Linked DNA regions of Homo sapiens: all the other regions are linked to region 1. Evidence: chromatin loops called from intact Hi-C (ENCODE). Cell type or tissue: mammary epithelial cell. All regions are shown on one strand.

The links. Peaks named below come from ENCODE experiments on the same cell type or tissue, not always from the same donor. Only the 100,000 strongest peaks of a DNase experiment are listed, where the experiment ranks them.
Region 2: a loop joins it to region 1, with 2.6 times the contacts of the local background. A loop is called at or near these places in 5 of 110 quality-filtered maps.
Region 3: it touches region 1 in a loop (9-fold over the local background); 40 of 110 quality-filtered maps call a loop at or near these places.

The regions. Positions count from the first base shown.
Region 1 is chr15:69,393,239-69,395,738 of GRCh38, forward strand. The region is part of intron 6 of PAQR5 (progestin and adipoQ receptor family member 5); the gene reads left to right. Among named protein-coding and RNA genes, the nearest start is that of KIF23, 20 kb to the right of the region's middle. In mammary epithelial cell, a CTCF peak has its summit at 1,550; no DNase peak of the experiment used is centred here; H3K27ac peaks cover 1,349 bases.
Region 2 is chr15:69,224,536-69,227,035 of GRCh38, forward strand. The region is part of intron 2 of GLCE (glucuronic acid epimerase); the gene reads left to right. Among named protein-coding and RNA genes, the nearest start is that of GLCE, 65 kb to the left of the region's middle. In mammary epithelial cell, a CTCF peak has its summit at 1,408; no DNase peak of the experiment used is centred here.
Region 3 is chr15:69,264,596-69,267,095 of GRCh38, forward strand. The region is part of intron 4 of GLCE (glucuronic acid epimerase); the gene reads left to right. Among named protein-coding and RNA genes, the nearest start is that of PAQR5-DT, 33 kb to the right of the region's middle. In mammary epithelial cell, a CTCF peak has its summit at 952 (motif pointing left); no DNase peak of the experiment used is centred here.

The sequences.
Region 1 (2,500 bases):
TTTGCTGCTCTTACAAGGCCTGTCCTCCCCTCTCTTCATTCCCTGTCTCTGCCTTTGGTGTCTGGAGAGTGAGAAAGCTGACTCGTGTGCAGAAGTGATGCTGGCCCTGAGTAATTTCAGAAGAAGTGGGTAGAGAGGAGGGTGTGGGTATCTGGAGGCCTGAATTTCAACCCTGCTCCCCCAGACTTGCTGTATGGCCTCAGGGCAGTCACTGTCCACTCTGGGCCTCAGGGTCTACGTCTTCAATGAGGGCATCTGAGACAATACCCTCTGGGTCCTCTCTGGTTTGGGCATCGTGCAATGTCGATGCCTTAGTGTCTTCTCCAAGCTTCCTTTCCCAGCTGTCTTCCTCCCCCAGGCTCCACCCCTGCCTCTCCCTCCTGCTCCATCCGGCTGCAGTTGGGCAGGAGCGGGAGAGAACCACCTTCCCCTCCAGGGAGGGGAAGACCTCCTGGGGGAGACCAGGAACCTCAGTATTTGCTTGACAGTTATCTGATGCTTGCCCGAAAATCAGGGTTGAAATGGCATTCGTTCCATTACAAGGCAGACCATTAAGGCCAATCTCAACATAGAGAGCTTTGTCGTCCCCTGAGTGGTTTTTGGTTCTTATTGTCATGGACTTTGGTTCAAATGAAAATGTTCCAGAAAACTGCCTTCTCATTCTGTAGCATTTGAGAGGGGAAATGAGAGAATGCGTGCCCTCTTCGTGGTTCTTGGAGCAAGGTGGGGGTGGCCGAGGCCCTGGCCTGCTCATGCCTGCACAGGAAACGGCTGCCACTCCCTTCAGGAATGTCAGTTACACAGCAAGTACTGTATGGACAAATCACTGTCCATCTCCTTCCAGTGCATCCAACCATTGATTGTTTTTTTTTTGTTTTTTGTTTTTTTTTTTTCAAAGAGCTGCTGAGTGAAAAACCTCCTGGTCAGAGCAGTGAGGGCGAGAGATTAATTTTCACCCATGAGCTCTGCTCTAAGGACAGCTTAGAGGCAGTTGCTGAGGCAGTTCAGAGGGGTGGAGCTGACCTGGAAGGGGTTTGAGGTCAGCGCTGGAGGTAGAAGGCTCAGCAGACATGGTTCTCAGACAGAGGCTTGGCCAGAGGATAAAGTGCTGCTATAGCCAGTTAGGGGCATGGGGAAATGTCTACATCCCTGCAGTTCTCCAAAATAAGACAACTCCTACACAATAAAACAACCATAACTACCGCCCCCATGTACACACACACGTGCACTCGTGCGTGCGCCTCTGCAATAGAATGATTTTTCCAAAGGCCCGCTAGTTTCAAGCCCTAGTTCCGGAATTCCAGTTGCCAATCCTTCCAGCTTTTTTGTCAGATTGTGTTGAATCGACCCTTTCTTAACGAAGGCTTCTCCCGTAACCCAGTGTGTCCTGCCAACCTCGTTCTGAGCAGAGACCTCACTTCCTCTATAGCAGCCCCTTAGCCCTCTGGTGCGGGACTGCCCTAAGCCCGAGCAGGCTGGGCTGTGGGGCCGCACGTGGGGCGCCTCTGAGGATGCTGCGGCTGTGGTTCTGCTCTGGCTGTGGCGACATCGCGTGGCCTAATGCGGAACTGCAACTTGGTAGCGGACGGCCCCTCTCCCGAGCTACTGGCCCTTCTGCCTTTTTCTCTCTGTTGCTGTCTCTCTTCTCTTCTGCTTTTTCTCCTTCTCTTTTCCCTCTAGACCCGGCTTTGCAGCTGGAGAGGCTGGTCCGTTTGCCCCTGGGGAAACACTTTATCAGGCCGAGCGAAATGTTGTCTCAAGTCACAGAAAATCCATGCTTTGGGGGATGGCCTTCGCCAGCCACAGCCAGATTTCTTCGCGTGTAAGTGGCCACAGGGGCCCTTTAAGAGCGAGCCTCTCAACCTGGAGACGGCAGGCGGTGGCAGGGCACAGGGCAGGAGGGGGCGGCCTGCCGCGGCAGGGCAGGGTCTGCCGGAGGACTAAGAAGGCCGGTGAGGCAGATACCTGGCTCTCGGGATAGCAGGAGTGTGTGCCCTCTGCTCCAGGGGCAGAGCGGGCAGGGAAGGGTGAAGGCCGGGCGGGGTCTGAGTCTGCGCAGCCTACTGCCTGAGACAGAGGGGGTGACACTTGGGGGCCAGAAAGCCCAGGGTTTAAATCCTAGCTCTGCTTCTTATTGGCTCATCTGACTTCAGGCAAATCACCCAGAACCTATTTGTTCCCTCCTGTTCCTATTATCTGGACCAACATAGATACAAGGTGGGGATGGGGAGAGAATGGAGCTCCACGATGCATGTGTTTTTAAAAGCTGCTGTTTAGTCTGTGCGACTGTGCCATGCACAGTTCTAAACACCTCGGGAGCATCGTTTCATCAAATCCATACAACGAGGCTGTGACAAGGCACAGTCATTGTCCCTGTGTTACACATGAGGATCAGGAGGTACACAAAGGTTAGTGACCTGCCGAGGTCACGTGGTTGTGAAGGGCAGGGTCAGGATTTGAACCCAGTGTGTCCCAATCAAGCTCTCCACATAAAATCACA
Region 2 (2,500 bases), 170 kb before region 1:
AGGTGCAACAACAATGGCTGGCAGCCTCTTTGACTACACCCATGTGATCTTTGGCAACAATCAGTGATCAGAGTACAGATCTCCATACCTGGAGGACAAGGTCCTTTTTGCCTACGTGGGCTCCTGCAAGCTGAGTACAAACTGCTCCAGGAGCACATGCACAGCTGCCTGCCAGGGAGCTAGGAGTGGAGGATGGCTTGCTGCAACAGTGTTAAGAGCTGAAAATGACCCAAATTAATGCACTTTATCATTTAGTCCTTCTCTTGGAAGTTGCAAGCCTTCAGTGGACTACAGAGTTCCAAGATAATTACTTTAGACAGATTCTGCCAGTGCAGTTGTTGTCTAAGTTGGGAGACAGATTCCTGGTGGTTCCTACTTTGTCATCTTTCTTGAATCCCTCTGTGATTTCTTATGGCAGAAATTATGTTAATAGTAAACTCAACATAAGTGATATAGTTTTTTGGTTCCTAATAAATCAGATTTTTGTTTTTTGTGTTTAGAATGGCAGCCCAAGATAACTATGCTGGTGGTTCTATGGCTTATGGTGCTACATATACCCATAGTGATATAATATGTCTAAAAAGGTATGATTATTGGTATTAGGAATAAAAGCTTCATTAGCCAAATATTTTAAAGCTTTTTTTTTTTCTTTTTTGCAGGGCAGAGGTGGAGAGGGGTTAGATTATTTCATCTGCCCTACAGTTGGCATAATAAAGAGTAAGCCCTTAGTTTTGGGAATGTATGCAGTAAGCTAGGCATCCTTGCGTCGGCTGTCATAGAAGTCCCTGTCCTCTTAGTCTTCAGTAAACATTAGGATATACCAGGACTTATATTCTGTACCACAGAGTTCAGCATTCAATTAAATATGGTCTTATATCATAGTCTAAATAATTTGTTAATAATTATAAGGTTTTGAGGGGCAGTTGTTATGCCTCTTGTTTGTACACACAGTGCCTAGTAGGTATTCAGTAAACACTTGTTGATTAGGTTATCATGTATAAGCAATAATTTTTTTGTGGAATAATGAAGGTCTTGAAACTTGAGTAGACATTAGACTGAAAGTATGCACAACTTCCTGTAAATTATGTGTAAATTTGTAGATTTGAACTTTGACTTGCATACTAAGGATTCTTTTACTGATTTCAGAGTGGTAGTGCTGATATTTCCTAACATTTACTGAGTACTCTCTCTGTGCCTGGCATCGATCTAAACAATTTATGTACATTAACTCATTTAATACTACATTATGAAGTATTCTTTAAATCCATATGGTATATGAGGAAACTAAGATATAAACAAGTTAAACTTTTTCTTAAATACACAGAGTTAATAAGTGATAGAGCCAGGATTCAAACCCAGAAAAAAACAGCTAAAAGCCTACATCCTTAACTTCTATGTTATACTGCCTCCCAGTGTTACATATATGACGTTTCCAATTTTTATTGGACTTAAGGGCCTAAATTCATCAAACCTCCCTCCTCTAAACACATACACGTGTGCACGCATGCACAGACACACACACACACACACACACACACAGACACACACACACCTATTTTAATCTTTTGTTATTAGATACAGTTATTAGACCATCTTGGGATCATGGCGTTTTCTGTAACTTAAACTACCTACCTTTAGGTGAATTGAGTTAGAATTGAGTATTTGACACAAATATTACTTCTATTCCAGATTATGAACATTTCAAAACTCTATTTCATAAGTAATAAACATGATTTTGGCAATATTCCAAACACTGCTGTTGTTGGAAGTGTTAGGTTAGATAGAATTCTGAGTACTTTATTAAGTTAAATAGACACTGACAAAGGAATATTTTTATAAAGATCTGATAAGCCTTCTGGTCTGTATAAACCCTGTCTGTCCTACAAGTGTACAAATGTAGAAGATAGCAAAATCTGAGAAATATTATAGTCAATTAGTCACTCCTAAAATGTAGCGTTTTTACTTTGTCCATAGTGTTTATTGCAAAACAGCATAGGAATAATGGAGTCTTAAGAGTAAAGCTCAGTTGCCAAATAGGAAAGCTTATACTAAAATGGATTCCAATTTCTTAGTGAAAATCAAAACTTGATTGCATAGAAAGTATAAGAATTTCATGTTCATGCACATCCCTGATCCATAAATCAGGACTTTTAATATAGATTTCATATCTTCAGCCAGAGTGAGCTTGCTTGCTTGCCTTTTTTTTTTTTTTTTTTTTTTTTTTTTGAGACCTAATCTTGCTCTTGTCACCCAGGCTGGAGTGCAGTGGCGTGATCTCGGCTCACTGCAACCTCCGCCTCCCAGGTTCAAGCGATTTTCCTGCCTCAGCCTCCTGAGTAGCTGGGATTACAGGCGCCCACCACCACACTCAGCTAATTTTTGTGCTTTTAGTAGAGATAGGGTTTCGCCATGTTGGCCAGGCTGGTCTCGACCTCCTGACCTCAGATGATCCACCTGCCTCGGCCTCCCAAAGTGCTGGAATTACAGGCGTGAGCCACCA
Region 3 (2,500 bases), 130 kb before region 1:
TTTTTTGAGGAACCTCCATACTGTTTCCTAATGACTATGCCAATTTACATTCCCACCCAAAGTGCGCAAGGGTTTCCCTTTCTCCATATCCTCACCAGTACTTCTTATCTCTTCCCTTTTTTATGATAGTCATCCCAACAGGTGTAAGGTGATGATATATCATTGTGGTTTTGCTTTGCATTTATTTCCCTCGTGATTAATGATGTTGAGCACCTTTTTATATACCTTTTGGCCACTCGTGTCTTCTTTGAAAAAGTGTCTATTCAGATCATTTGCTTATTTTTTAATCAGATTTTTTTTTGCTATTTGTATAAGTTCCTGATAGATTTTGGATATTAACCTCTTATCAGATATATGTTTGTACATATTCTCTCCTATTCTATAGGTTGCTTTTCATTTTGTTGATTGTTTCCCTTGCTGTGCAAAAGCTTTTTAGTTTGATGTAGTCCCACTTGTTTTTCTGTGCCCCTTTTGCTTGTACATTTGATGTCAAATCTAAACAATCATTGCTAAGACCAATGTCAAAAGTATTCTTAAATGTTGATCATCCTTTATTGCCTAAAGTGCATATATATGTGTCACATATACCAAAAATAAACAGTTATAGTAACTACTGGGAATAACTGGTTAGGAGAGGATGGGTCATGGCTTTCAAACAATAAAAAAAAAACAAAACTTTCTATTAGATTTGAAGGAGGAATCTTCAGATAGCCTAGTACCTCCAGTAGAGCTCAGAACCTTACCTGGTACATTGCCAAACTGGTTTCCACCATCCCATTTGCTCCCATTCAGGTCCTCGTGAATGATGCCAGGAGGTTATTTAACGTCCTCTGTATATCTATAAAATGGGAATTAAATGATTTGTAAGATTGTTGTGAAGATTATAATTGTTGGTTGGTTAATTTAAATTGAGGATTGTGACTTCTGTCACTTCTCCTAGATGACTCAGTAACACCCTCTGCTGGTGTTAAGGTCTTAGGAAAATTAATACATTGGCTTTTTAAAAGGTTACATCCCTTGACATCGTTCATTACTGAGTTCTTTGGACTGGTTTGTCATATGAAGATATAAGGTGACTGATTAAACCATGTCATTTCATTAAATTTGTGTAAATAAAATTGTAATTCTGGGAGGAAATGGGTACTCTTCCAGCTTCCGAAATTCTGGGAGGAAATGGGTACTTTTCCAGCTTCCTCACACTTGGACTTCTAAAGATGGGTCATTGTTATCCAGTTTGGCCAGAATAGACGTCATAGTTAATAATCCCATCTGATGAGAATGAAAAAATAAGCACTCAAGATAGTCTGCTCCACTGAATATAATTTAATCTTGAGTGGTTCATAAGTCAGTTCAGAATCCTGCAGTGTTTCAGGGATGTTGTCCTGAACTTCAGATCCCATTTTACTATAGATGCAGAAAAATGCTAGTTAAGAGAGAGAGTACATGTTGACATTTTGCCAGATAAGATGGATTTTTTACTGTATTAGAAGTTTACTTCTGCAATCAGTTTTTCTATTAAGTTACTCAGAGCATTGTTTGATGCATAAGTCTATGAGGATGTTCTCATTCTTGATACAACTTTCAGAATTGTCTGTTCCATCCAATGAAGTAATTAAGAGCCTTGGGACAAATATAACCATACTGCTTGAGTCCAGTGTTGCAAGAGTTAAATGATCAACTCAGCATACTGACACCCTCCAAGTATACACTATCATCAGTTCACATTCCTTTTTCCCTTTCTTTTTTTTTTTAAGAGACAGAGTCTCATTCTGTCACCCAGAACAAGAGTGGTGTGATCATAGCTTACTTCAGCCTTAAACTCCTGGGCTCAAGCAGTCCTCCCACGTTGGCCTCCCAAGTACCTAGGACTACACATGCCACTGCACTTGGCTATTGTATTATATTTTTTGTAGAGTTAGGGTCTCGCTTTCTTGCCCAGACTGGTCTCAAGCTCCTCGCTTCAAGCAGTCCTCCTGCCTTGGCCTCCGAAACTGCTGAGTGTGACCAGTTGTGCCTGGCCCAGTTCACATTTCTGATCTTTGCTCCTGGTGACACACTAAAGATTTTTTCAAGGATTCTGCAAAGCATAGATCTGCTTCTATGGCTGCATCTAAGAGAACCTTTCTATTGAATATTCTCATAAGAATACCATCTCCAATATCATTTGTCTTTTTCACAGTCTGAACCTGAGTCCGGGAAACCTGGATTCTAGTCCCTGCTCTACAACTAATTAGCTTTTGGCATTGGGCAAACCATTTAACCTTGCAAAGCCTACATATCTTCACCTCTAAAATGGAGATGTAATATAATAATTCCTGCCCTACCAGCTTCAGAAGATTAAGTATCAAGTGAGATAATACATGTGAATGCGTTTTGGACATTTAAGCTGTGAAAAGATCAAGATAGGAAGATTTCCCTTTAATATTTTAAAATTTGTACTACGTATATTTTTGTTGTTCTTATTCTTGCTGCTGCTACTGCTATTTTAATATGCTCAGTT